2 separate regions of the Mus musculus genome follow, and region 1 is linked to region 2. Evidence: chromatin loops called from intact Hi-C (ENCODE). Cell type or tissue: heart. All regions are shown on one strand. Each heading gives the region's core, and the rest is flanking DNA. Links, peaks and the distances in the headings are about the cores only. Region 1 has its middle 5.8 kb from the start of Gm4035. Region 2 holds the start of Gm29590 (a long non-coding RNA gene).

Region 1 (2,903 bases), core at 200-2,699, 69 kb after region 2:
GCTGTGGTTGCTTATGCTGGAGAGTCTGCCTTCCCTGAGATAAGCATCCTCCAAGGAGGAAGGTTTGTTCTGGCTCAGAGGTCGCAATCTGTGGTCATTGGGCTTCATTGTTTTTAAGGCCGTGGGAGGCCGTGATAAGGAGGCCACTGGACTCCTGACAGCCAAGAAGGGGAAGAGGAAGGGAGAGGGAGGGGAGGAGGAGAGAAGATGGGAGCTGAGGAGGAGGTAGAGAAGGAGGGGGAAGGGGAAGAGGTAGAGAAGGAGGGGGAAGGGGAGGAGGAGGGAGAGGAAGGAGAGAAGGAGGAGGAGGAGGGAGAGGAGGAGGAGGAGGAGGAGGAGGGAGAGGAGGAGGAGGGTATGACCAGCGGCAGAGAGGACTCAGCTAGTGGTCCCAGTACCCCACCTATCGAGAGCACATTCTCTAAACCTAACTTTTACTCTACCTACCTTTCAAAAGCTTTAAAATCTTTACAACCTTGCAAAAAGGACTCAAGTTACAAACAAAAACCCTTAACACACCAGACTCCGGGGAGACTTTTAAGATCCAAACTCTAGTGTCTATCTCTTATTGTCTAAGATTTGAGTCTTATCTCAGTCACAGGTTGGGCGTGCAGTCGACTGAGCTGTCTTTACCACCGGAGTCCTGCAGCCTTTGTTACCCCAGGAGAAAAGCCTGAGAGGCCCCATGTGTTCATGCTGGAACAAGGAACCAAAAGGGTCTGGGGACAGCAGCCAAGGGATGAAAGCCCCTTTCCTCACCCCGCAGGCTGGTGATGCTACTGGTACATAGCGAGTGGTTGCTATAAATTCCCAGATGTCTCCAGACTTTCCTCAGTGGCTATGTGACAAGACATTCATGCCTCCGCTTCTGTCACTCCTGCTCCCTGTACCCCCTTCCTGAGTTGAGTCTCTGTCTGCTTTGGGGTAAATTCTAGCTCAGGCAGACCAGGCAGGCCTGAGTCCTGAATCTTTGGGCTCTCTAAATAGTAGAAAGATGTAATGGGATATTGTGGGGGGCACCAAAAAAAGATACAGATGCCCAAAGGGAAAGGATGCTGCTGCCACAGTGGAGAAATAAACCAACGTGGACTAAAAATAGCACCGGGTTGGGGGTGGGGGGAGGAGGAGAGAATGGCCCACTATATTTTTAAACTGTTTTAACAGTGCAGAGAAGTGGCAAAACACCAGTCTCTGAGGAATATGGTTTGCTAAAGGGTGGGGCTGGGAGTTTGCCCACAATTATGCCCTAATGGTATTTTGCACTCCCTCTACATTCCATCCGTCAGTACATGCAAAACGGCCTTTCTCCCACATTCTTCTACAACACACTTGTAAAGGAAGCGAGCGAGCCTGTAGCTCTCATTGCTGGGATGGGAAACCAAGGCAAAATGACTGGTTGATCTGCCAAAGCCATAAGAGAAAGTCTTGCTGAGTTTGGGGTTACGCTTTGGGCTTCCCACTCTCTGTGGCTGTGGCTTTGGCCTGGCCCCGCCTTTTTACTGGATGTGACTCCAGGGCAGACAGTTTGCTAGGTTCCTGGAAGGCCGAGGTTTGCATTTGCACGAGCCTTGTAGTGGACTGGGACATTTCACAAGACAGGAGGAGAAAGCTGCAGCTGGTGTGTCTAAGAAAGGGAGGGGAGAGGAAATCTGAGGGCAAGCTGCACTGGGGTGGGGTGGCTTGTGCCCCTGCCTTCTGTCTTCCCATGACTGGACTTGTCTCTGCCCACGAAGAGCCTGCATCTCCTGCAGTGACAGCATAGGACAGGGCTGAGTCTTGTCCAAATATTGTTCTTCAAAACACCACTGTTCTTGGTCAAATGCAAAAGATAGTGAGGAGAACAATGCTCAACCTGCCCCCAATGTTAAGCTGCGGTTTTCTCTGCATACTGGGGGGGGGGGGGAGAAAGAAGAACTCTCAAGACAATTAGTGCCCACCTGTGAAGTTCTGGGCACCTGACAAAGGCGAGCTCAGCTACAGGCTTCTGCCTCTCAGCAAGGTTCTATTTTACTTTCGGCCTCCAGGCCGATGCTTGGCACTGCACTTTGAGTGTGGGGAAGATGGCTGGACCACAATGCCCTTGGCATGTATCAGTGGCATTTACGTGCTTCGCTTACCCCTTCTGACAGTCCTGAGAGGCACGCTTTACACCCACCCATCCTTTACAGATGAGCCATGAGAGGAGTTTAGCAAGGTAAGGTAAGCTGAGTGTCTCTAGACAGCCCCACCCTAGCCTGTGCGGTTTCCACCTCTGTGGAGAGAAGCCTCGCTGGGCTTCTGAACCCTGGCTGTTTCGTTAGCTTCCTACACAGCTGCCGGTGAGCAAGAGCTATCCTGGAGAGTCCTGGGCATGGTAATCTCAAATCATGGGTTTGTCCCTGGGTTTCCCCACCTTTTTTTGTTACGGGAGACAGGTTTTGTTTGCTTCCTAGAGTTTGTCTTTGGGTAACTGTCAGTGTACTCGGCTGTAACAAAGCAGGCAAGAGAGAAGCAACTGTTGAATGTTTCATTGATGCATCAGTTTATTGATGGCAGGAGGAATTCCTTCACAGCTTGAGGACTCCACACTGCTGCCGGCCTGGGATTCTATGTTGCATAGCTGTAGATGCTGTTGGTCCTCTGGGAACGGTAAAGCTCCAAGAACTGGTGCCACGGGTTTGTTTGTAAGGAAATCCTGAAGACTGACGTGTAGCTCTCCATCTTTGAACTTATAATCCCGCTTGTGGCTTCAGAGTTCTGGGATCACTCCTGTGGATCACATTAACCCAAGACAACACCCACCTTAAAAATCTCCAGGAAGTTCTCACTGGCTGGTAGACAGAACAACAGTGTCTGGAAAGAGACACGAATCACATGATCTCAAAGTGATTCAACAGCGTTAGATTGTGAATAGAAAGGGGGCT
Region 2 (2,903 bases), core at 269-2,768:
GTCAGTCTCCAGTCCCCTTCACTTGCTGGAAGATGTGGGGTAAAGCTGAATGTTCTCACGTGGTGACCAGCAAAAACAAACAAACAAACAAACAAACAAAGCAAAAAACAAAACAAAACAAAACAAAAAACAAAACAAAACAATAAAAAAAGGTCCCTAGGACAAAAGATGCTCTGTAGCCCAGGGCATCCCAAGGGATTCAGAAGTTCTGTACCAGGGACTGGGTCAAAGGTGACATGTTTGGGCAGAAGAGGCTTCTCTATTGTTCTGGAGTTATGAGCTTGGGGATTCCATGCCAGGAATCGAGGACAATGACACCCGTAGCTACTTGTTATTAGTTACAGCATGGCCTCCTCGTGTGCTCTGTGCTGTGTCTGCTCCAAGGGGAGGGGGCTGCCTAACTGAAGTTCAAGCACCCCTCCTCTGCAGGCCAAGAGGCAGAAGTTCCGGAGCCATTGCTGGGTGGGTGACACGGACGGCTCCAGGATGCCCATCCTCGGCCATGGCATGGTACCACAGTAGGGCTGAGAACATACCTCACGAGGCTCACTGGTCGTTGAGCAGAAAAAAGCAATGTCCTTGAGAACTGGTAAATATGGAAGGCAAATGACTTAAGGATGAACGAGGGCTTCGGGGCTAAGTTCCAAGGCAAGCTGGCATTCTTATCACTGGGGAAATTGCTTTTGATCCTTGTATAGCCAATTATTAATAAATGACTCTTTCCTATCTCCTTCCTTCCTTCCTCCTACCCTCCTTCCTCCTTTCCTGTTGTCTAGAAAGTCTGTTTCTTGTGTAAGGTTGGTAGTAACTTGGTGGACAGTCTTTCCTGACACTGCATTGAGGAAACGTAACCCTTCACTGAACCAGCTACAATGGGAAGCTCACTGGTGAATTTCTGAAAGGATCTTGCTTGGGATCTTTAGCGTCTTCCTAGACCTTGCTGCTGCTCCTCTGGGGAGGGAGGGGGTCAGAGTGTCAGTGCTGCAGTTAAATTCACTGCTAGGAGTCCCTTCGCCTCCAAAACCACTCTCACCTGCCCGAAACACGTTGTATCCACCTCAGGGAAGAAAAGATGAAGTGACTTTCCGCTCCAGCTGGAAAGACTTCCATTTTGTGGGACGGTCAGCTCTGAGGAAGGGGATCACTGGATGGTTTAAATGTGGGTTTTCTGGATCACCACCCTGTCCACCAGCCAGCTACGGTGTATGCAGAACGCTTATCTCTTAACGGGACTCAGCCTCGTTCATCCTCTCTCTGCAGCTGCTGTGTGTGCGCTAGAGTGTGTGAACATTGGTGTATAAACAGGAAAGGGGTCCAGGGAGGAAAGGTCTCCTGTTAGTTTCTATCATCGTTTTACAGACCCAGGGTCAGTTTCCTCTCTGGAAAGGCGAGTGAGCAGCTGTCACCAGCAGTCACAGCCCTGTTATCTCTGAGGACAGCAGGCTTTGTAGACAGATGCCAGGCTTGTTTCTTAAGGGAGGGAAGAAGGGGCGTGTCTACTGCCTAACCAGCTGCTTCTCCTAAGACTCTGTCTTCCTCTTCTCCTGCCCCCCCCAACCCCACCCCCACCCCCCCGCCCCGCCACAGGGGCGCTCCCTGGAACTGTGAAACACACCCTAGTCGGGGCTCTCTGGTACCTTACCCTCTTCACACGTTGCCTTAGAAAGAATGCTGGTTGAGGTGATTCTCATATTCAAAGCCACAGATTTGGCTGCACGGGCTCTGGAGGTTGCCAAGATTGGGTAAAACCAGTAAAACTACCATATTTGGAGGGGCACTGTGGACCCCATTCCAGACCCAGCTGGGGAAGCTGGCTTTGCGAGGCATCCGGATACTCTGCCAAGATCTGACCTCACCCACAGTGTGCTTCAGGCTTCCTCCTGGGCAGGCTGTGGATCTGAGGCGAGGCTGAGTCCCTCTGCCTGCTCTTCACCTGTCTCAACCTCACACCAGTGCTTTGTGGACACTGAAGGCTACAACGGAGCCCTTGGAGGCCCAGGATCCAAGACTGACAAGGACATTGGCATGCACGCCCAGCTTTGTTTCCCCTGGGGATTCACACCCCACAAATAAACATCCAACAAGGCCCAGATTCATAGAAATGCTTAGGGTGTGGAACTGGAGCCACGTGGGGCTGGGGGACAGCCTAGAACAAGGGATCTGGGCAGGAAGCTGGCTCCAGGGCGAGAGAAGGCTGCTTTATTGGAGGATTCCAAGGCTGCTGCACAGGGCAGTGGTGAGCCCTGGAGGGAGGAGCCACGGATCTGAGCTCAAAGGGAAGCAGGTTTCAGGCTCCCAGATCCAAGGTCTTACAATCGCGCAGGGGTGCACGGTTAGAACCAAGAATCGAGACGGCTTATGAAGAAAAGAAAGGCATTTCCAAGCATGAGAGTGGGCTGGTAAGCTGAGGAAAGAGTCCCCAGAGTGCTGGCTCATGTGGCAAACTTATACGCTTGTCCCCTGGGCTTCTCGGAAGCCCAGGTCAGAAAGTCCTCAGGACTGAAAGTCCTCCTCTTCAACTGGTGCCTGTCAAACATCAACCCGGATGCCTCAGCTCAGCCCGTTCTCCTGCTACAGTAAGGAGAAGCATCACTACTCCAAACTGAGGTCCAGACCGGAACCTGCTGCTCTCGGCATCCAGAACCGCCGTCACCCCTGAGCCACAAGCCCCACTCATGTGCTACAGGGTTGCTGGGTGCTTAGATGAAGTACTTTTTCCCCCAAAGAAAACATTCTGAAGTATATATAGCAAACTGTAGTTTTACATCTTTATGTAAGTTTTAAAAATACACTTTGAGGAGCTGGAGAGATGACTCAGTGGTTAAGGGCACGTATAGTCCTTCCAGAAGACCTGGGTTTTATTCCCAGCACCCACATGGTGGCTAACAACTGTCTGTAAGTAT

The links. Hi-C counts contacts between places; a loop is a spot of excess contacts. Peaks named below come from ENCODE experiments on the same cell type or tissue, not always from the same donor. Only the 100,000 strongest peaks of a DNase experiment are listed, where the experiment ranks them.
Region 1: it touches region 2 in a loop (3-fold over the local background); 2 of 42 quality-filtered maps call a loop at or near these places.

What each region holds. Positions count from the first base shown.
Region 1 is chr13:37,439,472-37,442,374 of GRCm38, reverse strand. No RefSeq gene overlaps it. Among named protein-coding and RNA genes, the nearest start is that of Gm4035, 5.8 kb to the right of the region's middle. In heart, for the core only: no CTCF peak of the experiment used is centred there; DNase peaks (open chromatin) are centred at 1,544 and 2,664; H3K27ac peaks cover 1,764 bases.
Region 2 is chr13:37,508,088-37,510,990 of GRCm38, reverse strand. All of the region lies in intron 2 of Gm30863 (a long non-coding RNA gene), which reads left to right. It overlaps Gm29590 (a long non-coding RNA gene), which reads right to left and starts at 2,349. Exons shown (of 2, transcript XR_003950565.1): 1 at 1,643-2,349; 2 at 1-1,274. In heart, for the core only: no CTCF peak of the experiment used is centred there; DNase peaks (open chromatin) are centred at 270, 1,360, 2,020 and 2,170; H3K4me3 peaks cover 1,445 bases; H3K27ac peaks cover 2,476 bases.